2 separate regions of the Mus musculus genome follow, and region 1 is linked to region 2. The links are chromatin loops, found by intact Hi-C in ENCODE. Cell type or tissue: left cerebral cortex. All regions are shown on one strand.

Region 1 (8,000 bases), 68 kb after region 2:
AACAAGGCCACACCTCCTAATCCTTCCCAAATAGTTCCACCAACTGAGGAGCAAGTATTGAAACAGATGAGCCTGTGGGAGACATTCTTATCAAACCCCCACAACAATCCAGCTGCTAGGCAATTCACTTTCATATATATATGTATGTATGTATGTATGTATATTGTGTGTGTGTGTGAAATGCATATATGAAATATATATAATGCAGGGTGATCATCATCTCTTCAGCAGCTTCCTCCATTCCTACCAGGGCACTTACAGCTTCTGGCATCATGACTTGCATAGAAAACAAGGACTGTTCACAGGAAACATTGCTTCTGAAGCTAACCTTGCCTGCATGGGACATGACACCCTCTGAGACCTTTCTGTTTTGTCAATAGCACTGCCATCATTACATGCAGGTCACAGTCCTGAGTGGGTCACATTCCCTCATCTGAGAAAAGCAGAGCAGACCTCACTCTATTCTCGCTGGGCAGGCCTCAGAAGCTACCTACCCCAGCCCATGTCACCAGGTCCCCCAGTGACATTTGGATTAGTTCTGGCCAGGGATCACAGATGCCACCATTGACATATCTCCTGGGTGACCCTGAAAAGCAAACATGCCCCGCTTCTCTGTGTGGCTGCCAAAGAGACACTTTCCCTCCCCCTCTTCCTAACACAGCTCCCATCATCCCTCTGCTCACTAATTTATTATTTTAATTAGCTGCTTGGCTGTGTCAATAATCAAAACATCCCCAACCTCCCAGAAGCTCTGCCAGGGTGTGGGAGAAGCCTGGGAATGCTACCTCAGCGCACAGCCTGCCCTGCCTTGAGGGGACACCCAGAATTTGATGCTACAATTGGAGACCCCACTTAGAGAAACATAGGCAACTGAGAAGATGTCCAAGTGAGTCAGAGCACTTGCCGTGCAAAGCAGGAGGTCCTGAGTTTAAATCCATAACACTTACGTGCAAAACCAGCCGGGGAGGCAGGGTGGAAACAAGAGGATTACTGAGCTTGCTGGCTGCAGGCTAGCTCCAGGTTCGATGAGAGATCCTATCTTGTGGGACCAAAGGAGGAGTAGAGCATCGCTGTCCTCCTGTGGTCTCTGAGTATGTGTGGGCTTGTGGGCTTGTATACCTTCACACACACACACACACACACACACACACACAGAGAGAGAGAGAGAGAGAGAGAGAGAGAGAGAGAGACAGAGACAGAGACAGAGACAGAGACAGAGAGAAACAGAGAGAGACAGAGAGACAGAGAAAGACAGAGAGAGACACAGAGAGACAGACAGACAGACAGACAGACAGAGGCAGACAGAGAGAGACACAGAGACAGACAGGGACTCAGGCTGAGACTGGGAGCAGAACTGTGGAAGACTTGAGCACCACCCGCAGGGGAGGTCGGAGAACGCCCCCTCTTTAGTCTCTCTTGAGATCCAGCCATTTACAGCTGCCCAGTCCCACAGGGCCTCAGAGGGTGAGAAAGCCATCTCCTCTACTCCAGGCAGGACGCCTCAGTGATGTAGCTGTTTGGGTCTTGGGTGGAATTGCCCCTTGGGTCTGGCATCAGGATCCTGTTTGGGGAGACTTGTTCACATCTCACAATGCAACCGTATCAAATGGAACAGGAATGCATGATTCCTGGATCTCTACGTCACTCTGTCAGTAGCCAACTGTGTGACCATAATAAATGTCACTTCAGCCTGGACCCTAACTCCTCCCTCTAAACTATGAAATTTTCTTTTTCTCTTTCTTTCTTCTTCCGTCTTTTCCTCCCCACCTTACTTTCTCCCCTCCTTCCATGATTCTTTTCTTCCTCCCCTAAGAACATTACCTGTAGTCCAGCACTCTCCACAGTGTGCCAGGGTAAATGAAGATTAAGAGGCATGCTTCCCAAAGAGAAAGATCTCCAAGTATCCAAGGAGACTAACCCAATTTGTCTCCTCTGCCTGGTCCTAACCCCTCTACAAGAAAAATAGCCAGCAAACAGGGGCAAGAAACATTCACTGTTGCCCCAGGAGTCTGGCAGGCAGAGGCTGATGTGGTCACAGCTCCTCACCTAAGCTCCTGCATGCCAGGAGTAGGTAGGCAGAGCATTATCAGAAAAAAAAGAGGACAGAGCTCTCCTGCAGAACTGGAAATAGGTGCACACTTGTAACAGGCTTAGAAGAAGTTAACTGGAATAATTAGCATAAGAAGGACGGGAAGGAGGGGGGGGTGAGAAACGGGTGCCTGATGAGTGGTGGTACCGTGTGTCCAGATACATGCTGTCAAATATGTCACCTAATCGTATATGTCTTACCAGGCATCCAGCCCCTAACACCTTGACCAAGTCCACAGTCTTGTTCACTGGCACAGCCTTACTTCAGGAGCATTGGCCATGAGTTCAAGAGCAGTAGCCATGGGCTTAGAACATGGATCAGGAGTTGGCAGTGCACTTGCCATGCAAGCGTAAGGACCTGAGTTCAGATCCCAAGAACCCACGAAAAGCCAATCACAGCAAAGCATGGTCTGCAGTCCCATTACTCCTACATCAAGAGCAGGAGACAGAGACCGGAGAACCCCCTGAGCCAGAGGGCCAGTTAGCCTGGTGTAGGCAGTGGCAAACCAGAGACCCTGCCTGTATCAGCAAAGTGGGAGAAGACCAATGTCTGACCCAAGGTTGGCCTCTTGCCTCTAGCCTCACACTGAGGAACCACACTCGCAAATAGGCACACACACACACACACACACACACACACACACACGTATCACACCACACACAGAAAGATTAAGAATAATAGAATAGAATAGAAAATAAAGAGTGAACACTTCCTAAGAGGCTGTCAGAGCCAGGGTATGAGAGAGGGAAACCTACCCAAGTGAGGGAAATATTTAAAGGGGGGGGGTGCAATTGCAGGAGAGTCTGGGCTCTGTATGGGGGTGGTGTGCAGTTCAGTAAGGGGACCAGCCCACCTCTGGGTAGAAGGAGCTCAAGGATGATATGGGACCGGAGCCAGGGTGGACCTTACAGTGAGGATAGTGACGTGAGTCTAACAGCAGGAGGAATCACCATGCAGACATCACAGAGAGACATCGGTGCTCTTGCAAAGGCTGATGGGTACACGGGTGGTGGTGGCATTGAGGAAGCTGCCCAAGGACAACTCATGAATGAGGAGCGTGGTCCTGAGTGAGTCAGCCTTTCCACCTAACCCCAAACCTTTCCAGAATGCCACAGAGCACATAGCAAGCAACCCTGTTCTGCCCCACCACTCCCGACACATGGCCCTCCACCCTGTGTGTTTCCTGCCTTTCAAAGCTGCAGGCAGTCCATTACAGGGAGCAGAGAACCCTGCCTTCTTAGAGATCCCATAGCTCCCTGTGTCTCCAGCAGAGAAACCCTACCTGTGAAATCCTGAGCAAAAAAAAAAAAAGAAAAAATTCCATAATTGCTCTCACACCCTCTGCCTGCTTCCCTCCAGGTCTGCACCTGAGTCCCCTCAGGCCTTAGGCAAGGATGGCTGCTCACGATAGGTTAGGTGTCCTGGATTGCACACACACACACCCACACACACACACACCACACACACACACAGGCACATGCACACACATAGTGTTTTCTGGTGCACTAGCAACAGGTCATAGCTGAAAAATTCAGCTACTATTTAACAGAAAGCCATCTCTGTCCTATGAAGAGCTGATGCTACAGAACCAAGCTGATGCAAATGACTGGGGAAACCAGATCTGGGCTCAGTGCTCTACTCCACAGTCCCTGCCCAGTGGCTTAATCTGCAGATAAAGACACTGGGACTTAAAAAATTTGTCCCACCCCACACCCAGTTAATCATACAACCCAAAAGACTTGGCCCAGTCTTTCTGGCTTCTACCTCCTGTGACACCTGGTGACCCATCCCAATAATGAACATTTTTACTTATTGTTTAGAGGTGGAGGTGACCAAGTCCAATACAACAAACCAAAGTCCCTGAAGGAGTTAAGACCCTCCTGCTCCTCATGGCTAGTTACAGTACCTTTTAGCTACCTTCTCCTCTAGTTGGAACTCTCTGGGAAGAGGGACCCTGGGGTCCCAGAACAATTGATTCATGCCATTCTCTTGCTTTCTATGGATTATCAGACCCAGCCTAAGCTTGTCTTCTAGACCTTGATTAGGCAGGATGGCCCTCCAGACGCTCCCAGATCCTGTGTTGTGGCTGGAGACAGCTTCCCTACCAGATCTGATATTTTGTAAGATCTACAAGTACGGGGTAAAGCACTGCTCAAGCTCTGAACCTTAGTCACCCTGGCAGCTGCCCTTAAGGAAGGAGGCAGGGCTTTGAGAAGCGGCACTAAGCCAGTTGTGTTCTATGGGACTTCACAGCGCCATCTACTGGGAAGAGAGGGTAGGACGCTTGGACCTGTGCTGTGATTCTCAAAGGGGCACCTGGGAACTTTCTAAAAAGCCCCTGCCTGTGTCTTACTCCCAGGGGTGCTGATTAGTGCGGGCTTCTGGTTTTTTCATAGCTCCTCTCGTTATTATGCTGCCACGACTCTGAGGACGTGGAGAAAACTTGGAGACTTATCTGGACACATGCATGCAGGCAGACTTCAGCCCTTGATCCCAAATGCATTATTTTATGTGTTAAATGATTCTTTTTTATTCGATTCCGAGTTGCTCCATGTACCCCAGCAGATTACCTGTCCACAAGCCAGTCTGAGCTTATTCCTCTGAGAGTCCTAGATGTGGGTGCTCATGTTATTGGTTTGGGGATGGGTGGGGCTCAGCATTAGCCTACCTAGTTAAAAAAAAATGTATGCCCCTTTTGATACAGATTGTACCCATTAACTATCTTATGATGTTCAGAATTTCTGCTTGGCAGTATCCTGTGCTTTTAGTTAATTTGTTTTGAAGGAGAGTGAGAGAGAGAGGAAGAGAGAGAGATTATTTCTTAGTTAATGTACTGTGTATCTTGGACTGAAGTTTGTCGGTACACCATGTACAAAGCACACATCCAGATAAGTCCTTGCAAGAAAGTAGCTGAAGAGGTCTTTAGGAGATTAGATTAGATTAGAGCCACCAATCTAGTGGGGCTCTCTCAACTTAAAAGATGAAGAACTGAGGAGTCAAAGACATGAAAGGACTGTCTCCATCTCCCACAGGAATTGTTCAGAGTTGAGACCCTCACTCAAGCCTTTCCAGGCAATACAGTTATATAAGGGAATAATGGGGAGATGTTTTACTCCCAGTTCCCAGTGGTCATGGAAGCTGACCAACAAGGATAGCCACTAGTCATTCGCATGTGTTGTAGCTCTACCCACCCAGACTCAGAACGTTCACAGGAATTGTGAGGGGCACAGATACCCCTTACCCATGGGGTCTCTGAACTGTGTCCTGGGATTCCTGACTCGAAGCGTGATTTGTAGGCTACATCATTGCTGTCATTAGTACCGCTAAGAGAAGGTGCTGGCATGTATAGCATAAGATGCTATTCATCAAAAAGTACACCCTGAGGTTAGAGAGGTTACAGTGGAAGGGGGGACTGTGCCTCAAGTGGTAGTGAGAAGGTTAGCCTCTCCAGTTCCATTTAGCAGCACAGCCGTGGTCCTGTGTGGTGCCCTTACGCTGACTTCCCTTGGAGCTGCCAATGGAGATAAAAGAGTGCTTGAAAGGAATCGTCCATTTGAACAGCAGACGTGGAGGATCAGGCACACCCACTTTGTCGGATCCAAGCACAGTCCTGCCTCTGTCCTCAAAAGACCTGGCCATGAATCTCAGTTCTGAAACTAACGGTGTCATCCCAGGCATACTGCTATTCCCTACAAGCCCGTTTCCTTCTTCATCTGCCACTCAGGATAATATGCCCTGCCCCGTCCTCCCCGGGTGATTGTAATAGGCAAGAAACTGGCAGAGTACGTGTGAGTCACATGATGTAAGTGCCTGGGGTGGACTAATTCCTAAGAACCCCCAAGCTCTGCTCTCCTGAGGTCTGTCACTGTGCCGAACGGAGAATGGGAAAATGACCATGGAGTCACTGTGGTCCAGATGGGGAACCTTTTATAGGAATGAGCTCCCCAGGTGTGGGCAGAAGTGGAGTGGGGGAGGAGCAGAGCCCTGTAGCCGTGACCACACTAAGACCTCTAAGGAACCCTCCATTATTCATCTGGAGGAAAGGGCCCATTCTTCAATAGGGATCTGAAAACCAGGGGCAAGAGGAAGTTGACCTTCCCAGGATCAGATGGCAGAGCTTCTCAGAAGTCCCCAAGTCCTGAGCAAATAGCTCTCCTACTCCATGTGTGGCACCTGTAGTACCCGCATGGTGCATAAATGTATTCTTCAAAGCATCACCCTACCAAAGTGATTCTTTGGCCTCATGATCCCTGGAGGCTGAACTCCTAGCTGTGCTCCATGGCCCTCTTCCTCGGCAGTGAGTGAGCCAGGGTCCCATCCCAGACCCTTCTCAAGACCAAACTGGAATATGACGGGTAAGTCCCTCCCCATCCTCTACAGGAGTGTGAGGAACATAGAGCCTTTCCAAGGAGCAGGCACTGTGGACACGCCCTAGCTCCACATCACTTCTGTGTCTGTCCCTCCTAGAGCAAGACCTCAGGCAGGGCACTTTTTCTCAGTGGGCCTGTTTCTTCAACTGCTGCCCAAATGTGCACATGGGCCAGCATGAAAGGCCCTCTGGGAAATTTTGGGAGAGTCCTGGGAACATGCTGAGAAAGAGAGCCCAGAACGGCATGGGGAAGGCAAAGGGTCTTCATCCCTGGTCAGTAAGAAGTATAGATTTGGGCTCAAACTTAGACTGGAAATCCCTCTGCATCTGTGAGGGGGCAGAGGCACAGGGTGAGGTGGGGGTGCTGGCAAGTCCACCGAGTACCTGAAACCTTCATTTGCTCGTTTATAAATTGTAATTGTATAAACTGAAATCCCCCCCCCCTTGAAAACTAATTGGCAGGGAGCCTGAAAAGGTTCTGTTGCCCAGTGGGCACTAGACAGATGGCAGTTGGCAAAGCCTCAGGCGCCACCTGATTGGTCTTGTATCTCTGCAGGTAGGTGGGGCAGCCGTCATGGCCGTGGGTATCTGGACACTGGTGGAGAAGAGCGGTTACCTCAGCATCTTGGCCTCCAGCACGTTCGCTGCCTCTGCCTACATCCTCATTTTCGTTGGTGGTCTTGTCATGACAACTGGCTTCCTGGGCTTTGGGGCCATCATCCGGGAGCAGAAGAGCTGCCTCTCCACAGTGAGTGTCCCCCCCACCCCGTCCCTATGTGGAAGCTGTCTTTCCACAGTGAGTATCCTTCCCTAGAGAGTGAGTGTAGGCCTGTGCTATGTGGGGGCAGAGAAGCATCTCACATGTCCCCCCAGGTTGGACACTGAGGATACTAAGTAGCCAGAGCAGGGTGGCTTCTGGGGGTCTGTGGTGGCTCTGCTGTCCAGGTATGTCGGACCTGAGCCAGGAGGTCAGCCTTAGCAAATACCATAGCAACTTCTAGGGTCTTTTTTCCTTCTCCTTCTCCTTCTCCTTCTCCTTCTCCTTCTCCTTCTCCTTCTCCTTCTCCTTCTCCTTCTCCTTCTCCTTCTCCTTCTCCTTCTCCTTCTCCTCCTTCTCCATCTCCATCTCCATCTCTTTATCCTTATCCTTATCCTTTTCCTTCTCCTCCTCTCTTTCTTCTTCTTCTTCTTCTTCTTCTTCTTCTTCTTCTTCTTCTTCTTCTTCTTCTTCTTCTTCTTCTTCTTCTTCTCCTTCCTCCTCCTCCTCCTCCTCCTCCCCCTCCTCCTCTTCTTCCTCCTCCTTCTTCTTCCTCTTCTTCTTCTCCTTCTTTGGATATGCACCCATATGTTGTTTAATAAGTACTTATGGCAGTTCCATGGAAAGGCTTGGTAAGGCTTAACTGATTTGATCATTTGTAAAGAGTATTTATTTCATGGCTGGCATTTGTAGTCACCATGTTCTTCATGGCAGCTTCTTCCTGGGGGTCTGGAGAGACACACATAGCATATACCCAGGGTCAGGATAAAGGCCAGGGAGGAGCC
Region 2 (8,000 bases):
TTTATGATTTGATTTTTTGTGTGAACTTGTGAACTTGGTTATAACATGTGATCATGTATTCTGAAAGATGTATATGTACAGAGGACAGAGAAGGAGAGAGAGAAGAATTTTTTGCCTTTCCCCTCTTAGAGTAGAAATGGTTTCCCTTTCTCCACTTAGACAAATTTTTCCGTTTCCTCACTTAGGATCTTTCTGCTTTTCCCCTTAGATCGCTTTCATAGGAAACTTTTCACAACTTCATAATAAATGCTATAATCATTTTCCAAGTGTCCTCCTCTGTTAGGCTACAGGTGTTAATCACCTAAGCCAGCAGTCTTTCACCCTCAGAAAGAGCAAGAAAGTTTTTAGGACTTTTTAGAAGTTATCATCAGCATTTCGGTACAGTTCGAGAACTAGGACGTCCTGGGACCCTCAGATTTTAAAGCCATCACCAGAGTCCTACTCTGTGCCCTCATCAATACCCTCTCTCCAGGCTGGGGGCTCCTGGCACAAAGTCAATTCATTACAGGGCAGTCCCAGCCCGGGGACTGAAGCCTGAGCCCTGACACCTTCCCTGAGTCCCCTCTGCCTCAGGGGAGGAGAGAGGTTGTTCTTCATCTCCCAAGAGGCCATGGGCCCCGCTTCTTTCTGGCACCACATCCTGAGATGAGGATGTCAATGCCTTGTCCTTTGCTTCTGTTTGTCTAGCAAGTCTTGTAGAGCTGCGATCTACAGAAAGATTAGGTGAATGGATGAATGAATGAGTGAGTGAATTAATTAATTAATTAATTAATTAATTAATCAGTGTTCTGCTCTGTAGCTCAAAACCTGCCTCCAGTGTACTAATAGTTACAGTTACAGCTTGGAACCGTATCTCAGAGTGGAAGGTTAGGTATTTTGTTTTAAAATTATTTTATTTGGCAAGTTCAGGAGATGGGGAGGACGAGGATATTGGAAAGGACTGGACTACTTATCGGCCAGCTTCTTAGAAGGGGTCTTTAGGAAGTGCTATAGCACCTAATCATGGAAAACTCCCAAGAGGGTTTGGTTTTGTTTTTTCGTTTCTTGCTGTACTGGTGAACAGAACTCAGCACCTTGTGTGCCAGCAAGTTCTCCAGGAGAAGAGGCCTGTCCAGCTGTGATACCTGTCACCACTTGGATAACTAGGATTGACGTAGATCATCTGCGGGGCTAAGGTTTCCCCTTCCTCGGTGCTCATGCATGGCTCTTGCAAGCCGAACTCAACTGAAGAAGACAACCTTTCCTAATAGGAGGGGACAACTCTTTGGTCTAGGGCACGTGAAGATCTGAGTTCTCCTGCCAGAACCTCTAAAGAAGTACTTGAGATAAGTGTCCTACTACTGAGTTAAAGCTAGAACTCCCTAGAATAGGTTGCAACCAGCGTTTTCTGCATTTTGTAGATCTGGGATTAAGAAACAGAAAAGGTATCTCTGCGGAGGACACACAGCTAAATGGCCACACCCCCATATTGTGCCTGCACAGGTTCCTGTGTAGCATCCCTAGAACCATGCTCTTCCAAAATGTTACCTCTCGTGATTGCACAAGGGGCCACACAGGTTGAAGAGTTGGGGAGTTGCTAGAACGGTCAGAGGCAACACTAATGCCAGGATCTTGATAAGAGTCCAGAGGTTTCAGCTAACACACTCACAGGGATTCAGACATAGTTCTGGGAACGGCTCAGAGGCCGTGCTGCCCAGCTCTGTGTCTAGCTGGATATGCCCATGAGAACAGGTAAGGTTATGGTAACCTCAGGGGCCTGAGATGTTTCAGGGTGTCATTTCAGAGAGCTGTCTTCCATGACTTAGATAGGGGTCAGATTTCTTCTCTCTACAAGGAGGAATTTTCTCATCTAGGCACAAGGAAAAGTCCACAGAAGTGGGAGGAGACAGACTCTGTTCATCACCCCTGCTGGGACAGAGCCCTTCGGGTACCAGTATTTGTCAGGCTGGGGGAGGAAGGGCAGAGTTGGAAGCAGCAAGCATCACTAGGTTTGCTCCTGCCAGCAAGCCTGTGGTCTGATTCACCGGTGGGCATTAAATAGGCGATATAAATAATGATTTTTTTTCTTCTACTTTTTTCCCAAGGTGACAAGGATGAAGGTTTCTAAGTGTGGTTTGAATGGATCGATTTTTAAAGCTGAACTACCTTCTGTGAGGCAAAAAATGGCTGCCCTGGGCTGTTTAGCACTAACAACAGGCTTTTTTTCTGTTTACGTTTCTGCTTGGAAGAAAATCAATGACCTTCGACAGCACTTTTAGATCCGATGGTACTATGCATATAACCAAATAAACTTACATCATTGAAACAGGATATTTCGGAAATGGTTTCTAGAGATGTGTTTCTGTTCTTGTTTTTCTTATTTTGTTCCTTTTCTTACTGTCAATCAATCAAACGGCCCTCTGGTACTGCCTTACTCTCTGATGGTCTGAGACTGGGGACTCGTAGGCATCTAACCCTCCCTCACCAGTTGGGTGGGAGACAGCAGCAGGTAGCCAGTGATGTCCAGGTAGCTGCTGCTCCTGCTCTCCTTTATTACCCAATAAACCCAAAGGCACTGAGGCATCTGTCCTGAGGGGACCTCAGGCACAGCCTATTGTAATGACTGATGATGGAGAAAGCACCTGAGAAACCACAGAACTGCAGTCTGGCATTTCAGAAGCATGGGAGACGTAGATGCTAGCATTAGAGATGAGCTTGGGGAATGTCTGTTCTTCAGCATTTCCAGATGAGGGAACTGAGGCCTGCACAGCTGAAGAGAGCACTGCCACACCCCAACTCCAGGTGTGCATGTACCAAGGTCAGCACCCCAGCTCAAACTACCTCTAACTCTCCAACCCTACCACTCCTCAAGAGAGGGCAGCCACTTCCCCGGGCTACAGCTCAGTGATATTTTCCACATAGAAACAAACCTTCCAAATGTTCTGCCATGAAGGTAGCCTTGGCCTTGGCCCCTGGGAACACTGAGTCTGGACTTGAGGTACCATGATTGCATACAAGTGCCCCTACGCTTTGAGCCATCTCCTATCTCTATAGGTTTTTATCTGTTTGTTTTTGTTGTTTTTTTTCAATGCTTGAATTAAATACTGTACCTTTGAAGAGTTTCCTCTCTAGCCAGAATAATGAAGAGAAAATGGATGCCAGGGTGGGGACCCCAAGGTACATTTTGTCTCCAGGGAACGCACCTGTGACTCTTGCACCTAGACATTCTCAGATGTGTCAGAAGAAGTACTCAGACCACGAGAAAGGCCCCACCAATCACAGCCAACCCCACAGCAGCCTGTTGTTCTAAGAGCTGAGCATCTGGATAACAGGAGCTCACTCAGCTCCCAGATAGGGTGGATAGGGTAGACAGGATGGAGAGACGGCCCTTAGGGATCCATGCTTCAATATGGGAAGGTTTCCACCATGGCAAAGCCTGGAGCATGGGCAACCAGTGGAGTGTTGTTCTGTCTTTTTGGACCACAAGATAAAGGTAACAGAGGAAGCTGCAAAGACAAAGGTCCTTGAAAGCTGAGCGCCCCACTGCAGGAAATGAATGCTGACGTCTATAGCAGGAGTCTAGTCAAATGGACATGTGCCTTTGCCCATTTTGGTTTAGCCAAGGGTGTTCTTACGCTAAATTTAAGACATGGAGGAGGAAGAGTGGGTGGGCTCTCTACTGGGAAGATAAGAAGGATGCCTTGTATCTTCCTGTCCTTCTCACAGAGCCTCCACAATACTTCAGCCCACACTAGAATAACGGATGTCATATGGGCTCATTCTGTTTTGTCTTTGTTCTGGGTTTGGGGGACAGGCTCTCACTCTGTGGCCCAGGCTGGCCTTCAACTCAACAGATATCTTCCTACCTCACCTCCCAAGTGCTGGGGCCCAGAACTGAACTGGATGTATGGACCACCTCACCTGGCTTTGATAAGATTGTCGGCTTGGTCATTCGAACTGCTATCATTTCAGCTTTTTGTTTATATGCATGTACAATAGATGCTGTGGGCTGAACCCAAGGGCTTTGGGCCTATACCTCACTGGAGTAGCCTCACCTACAGATCTTGTCCCGATCCAGGCACAAGAAAAACCATGAATGTTTTGGCCAAGACTCTTGGGTCTATCACAGACTTTGACTCTGGTCAATCCTGGGAGACACCAGATTTCCTCCACAGAATTCTATTTGTAAGTTGGCCAGACACATAGAGAGGGATGGGCAAGGGCAGAAAAGGCTGATGAGGAACTGAGGTAGTAGACAGCAGTGGTAGCAGAGAGAGAACAGTGGGGGAAACAAATAGTAAACAGATACCTTAAAGAGTAAACAAAAGCCTTAAGCACTGAAGCTGGAGAGATGGCTCAGTGGTTAAGAGCACTGACTGCTCTTCCAAAGGTCCTGAGTTCAATTCCCAGCAACCATACAGTGGCTTATAACCATCTGTAATGGGGTCCGATGCCATTTTCTGGTGTGTCTGAAGACAGCTACAGTGTACTCATATACATAAAATAAATAATTCTTTTTAAAAAAACCCACCACATCAACCTTAGTCACCAATGACACATAGGGTGGTAGTTGTCAGAAAAAGGAAACACTCTTGGTCTGCAGTGACATTCACAAGAGCTAAGCAGGTGAGTAAATAAAGGGTTTATGAGAATGAGGTTCAGAAAGGGACTTTAGACTCTGTCTTTCAGTCTCCTGTTGCTGCAACAAAATGCCTGAGATTATAGACTTATAAAAAAGGAAAGGTTCCTTTGGGCTCACAGTTTTTTATGTTCTAGGACATGACCCATTTGGTCCCTTTTCCTTTTCCTCTGACCTCATTGAACAAAAGAAAAAAACAAACTCATTAGGACCCCACACCCCATTCAAGGGAACCCCAATGACCTAAACTCCTCCTCTCTGCTGCTGTCTTCTAAAGTATCACAAGCCCTTCACCCCACAGGTCCCTTGGAGTCATTCCTGATCCACATTGACGATCCTGGGAAACCTCTTTCCTGGTCAGTGTGGAGCTCTCCCCCACTCTCCCTTCATTCCTCCACTAAAAGGCACAGCTGGCCAGCCACCTAATCACTGGGTCAGACGAAGCTAAATAAGCAGGCAAGGTACAGGTACAAGTCCCCTGCAGCTAATCATACCATACAAGTGGACCTGGATCCTCTCAGCTCTGCAACAAACTGCTTCTGGCCATGAGTAAATCCTTCTTGGGTCTCTGTTTCCTAGCTGTTGCCAATGTTCCAGGGCTCTGAGGACCTGTATGTGAGGAGGTGAAGGGCTGTATAAATGTTGACTGCTAATAACAGCTCGTCCACAGAACGTGTGCGCATCACCTGGGCAACCCGGTGGCTTTGACAATCCTAAGTGGCTCTTGTTCTGATTCATCGCCTCAATCTACGCATTTCACTTCCAGAATAAACTTAGCCCTCGAAATATCTTGGTACATTTTCTACCCACCCCTTAACATTTAAATACTCCATTTACCAGGACACTCCACCATCTCTTCTGCATCACCTGCTCCCTGGCACACCTAAATCCCTTTTCTCCTCCAGCCACCAACCTGGCCCACCCAGGTCCTCCAGAGAGGACCAAAGCCACCAGAGCAAGACTTGCTGGGCCAGCAGGACACCGGTAGGGGAACAGAAGAAATGGTGGAACCCAATGAGCAAGGCTAGAATTAAAGCCAGCCATTAACAACAAGCCCCACCCCCTTTTGCTGTAGGCTTGTAAACACAGACTATATGAAGACTGACACAGGATATAATTTTCAGCGTCTGTTTAATTCTTTCCAGTCACTGACTTGAGCCCTGGCATCGGTAGCAGTGAGGTCATCTCGCGGGCTCACACGAAGCTTATCAGAACACTGTGGGGTGGGCTGCCTTATTGGAAGCGTTTTCCCTAGGAATGCACAGTCCATGCCCTCCCCCACTTCTTTTAATAATAAAAAAAAAAATTCTTATCAGCTCCAAGATCGTAAGCACTGGGGTTAGGAAAAGACGACTGAGTTGCTAAAGAGAGGGCTGAAGAGCCTTTCCGAGTGTTTGCTGCAGAGAAATGAGAAACGGGAACATTTCCTCCTCTTGGAGCCTTAGCCACAAGCTCCTCCACACTTGGCCAGGGCTCTGAAGGGAAATGGTTTCAAAACAGCAGGGGACCACAGTCTCTGAAGCTAATGAAAGGGATAGAAAACACATATGTGCTTGATACACACCAGGAGCTGTTCTAAGCATTGCACATGAATTAACTCAGTTAATCCTCGCAACCCTGCAAAGGAGGAAAGACTATTTTGTCTCTAATCTCCCCACCTGTCTCTCCAGCCGCTGATCTAAGCCCCTCCCTGAACAGGAAGAGTAATTCCACAAGTTTCCTTTGAGGGTGGAGTGAGGTCAGGATGTAGCAAGTGCCGCCTAGTGAAATTCAAGCCTGGAAAAGGTTATCCACCCCTTTCCACTGTATCAAACTGCTTTGCTTACAAGGCGCCCGAAGTTCTCTCTGTCCTGGCACCTCGGTCCCACTTGTCTCAAACATTTCTATCTCCAGAATGAAGCACTTCTCATAGTCTTTAAAAACCACTTCCCAAACCCACAGAGTCCTTGTTTTTAGGTAAATAACCTGAGAACAGACACTCTTCCCTGTTCCCCACACTCTCTCAGATCTACTTAAATAGAGCAGCCAAGGTTTTTGAAAAGTTAACCCTTGATAGCCTGGCCTATGTGAATCTGTCCAAGTCCTCCAGCCTGGAGAAAGGTCAGATTCACCCTGCCATTCCATCCCTATGTTGATGTGAATGAAATAAAACTCTCTTCTTTATAAGTTGCCTGGCCTTGGGTGTATCGAACCCACTCTCAGAAAGCAGAGGGATGGCGATGAATGCAGCCTAGTACTCAACCCACTTTCCCCTTTTTATCCCATCCAAGGTCCCCTTCCTGTGGAATGGCCACACCCACGATTCAGTTGAGCATGCCCGTGTCAATCAACATTATTGACAACAGTCTCAGAAGCTAGCTAATCGTCACAGGTGTGCCAAGAGGCTTGGTGCATAGATGATTCCATGAACACCACCCAGCACACTGCCTAGCTTTCTGATGCAGTCCATCCATCCTCCTCGCTAGACACTTCCACCACTGCACACACTGTGCACCGCATTTCCTTATCTTTCCTGGGTTGCCTTGGGTTGCCTTTTTGTTCACTTGACACAAGCTCCGGTCATCTGAGAAGAGGGGTCATTTTCAATTAAGAAAATGCCCCTATCAAATTGGCCTGTCTGTAGGGTCAATCTATAGAGTCTATAGGTCATTGGGGGTGGGGTTGATTTATGATTGATATAGGAGAGTATCCACCACTATGATGGCACTACCCCTGGGCAGGTGGTCTTGTGTTTGGAAAAAAAAAAAAAAGAAAGAAACAAACTGAGCAAGCCATGAGGATTAAACCAATATCTGGAGGCCCCTCCACTGTCTCTAACGCAGTTCCTGCCTTGAGTTCCCGCTCTGCTTTCTTTTCACAATGATCTCCAACTGTAAGGTCAAATAGACCCTTTGCTCCTCACGTTGCTTTTGGTCATGGTGTTGTATCACAGCCAAAGAAACCCAACGAATACACTCCTCTAGGGGACCGCAAGCTCCATTCGAGACATTGCGGTCCTTTTTTCCACTGCTCCGCTTGGAACAGCATCTAACACATAATGGGCATGGTGGGACACCACCCAAGTGTCACTCTGTTGGGAGAAGGGCTCACTCAGAGGGATTCAGCAGAGCACAGTGCCCTGCTGTAAGAAGTCATCCCATCAGCTCGCCTCATAGGCAAACAGATGTTCCCTAATTGGCTTAGACTGTGTCGTCAGTCAGCAGCAGGGACAGAAAAAAAAAAGCAGCCAAGACTTGTCGCTCCCAGTGCCTCAGTCTAATAAGCCCTGCATTCTCTGTCCTGCCTGCCTGTGTAGAACAGGATCTGGGCTTAGTATGGATCCCATAACTAAGGAGCCATTATGTAGTGTGCAGCCCAGCAGGCCGGGAGATCACAGGGCCTC

What was found. A loop is a pair of places that touch in the nucleus more often than their neighbours do. Peaks named below come from ENCODE experiments on the same cell type or tissue, not always from the same donor. Only the 100,000 strongest peaks of a DNase experiment are listed, where the experiment ranks them.
Region 1: a loop joins it to region 2, with 2.2 times the contacts of the local background. A loop is called at or near these places in 3 of 42 quality-filtered maps.

The regions. Positions count from the first base shown.
Region 1 is chr6:127,916,538-127,924,537 of GRCm38, forward strand. It overlaps Tspan11 (tetraspanin 11), which reads left to right. Exons shown (of 8, transcript NM_026743.3): 3 at 7,015-7,206. Among named protein-coding and RNA genes, the nearest start is that of Gm38903, 8.1 kb to the right of the region's middle. In left cerebral cortex, CTCF peaks have their summits at 1,394 and 4,358 (motif pointing left); DNase peaks (open chromatin) are centred at 1,383, 4,345 and 5,734; H3K27ac peaks cover 151 bases.
Region 2 is chr6:127,848,123-127,856,122 of GRCm38, forward strand. Gm46976 (a long non-coding RNA gene) reads left to right here and starts at 2,546. Exons shown (of 2, transcript XR_001785372.1): 1 at 2,546-2,797. In left cerebral cortex, no CTCF peak of the experiment used is centred here; DNase peaks (open chromatin) are centred at 3,622, 5,359, 6,036, 6,424 and 1 more place; H3K27ac peaks cover 1,593 bases.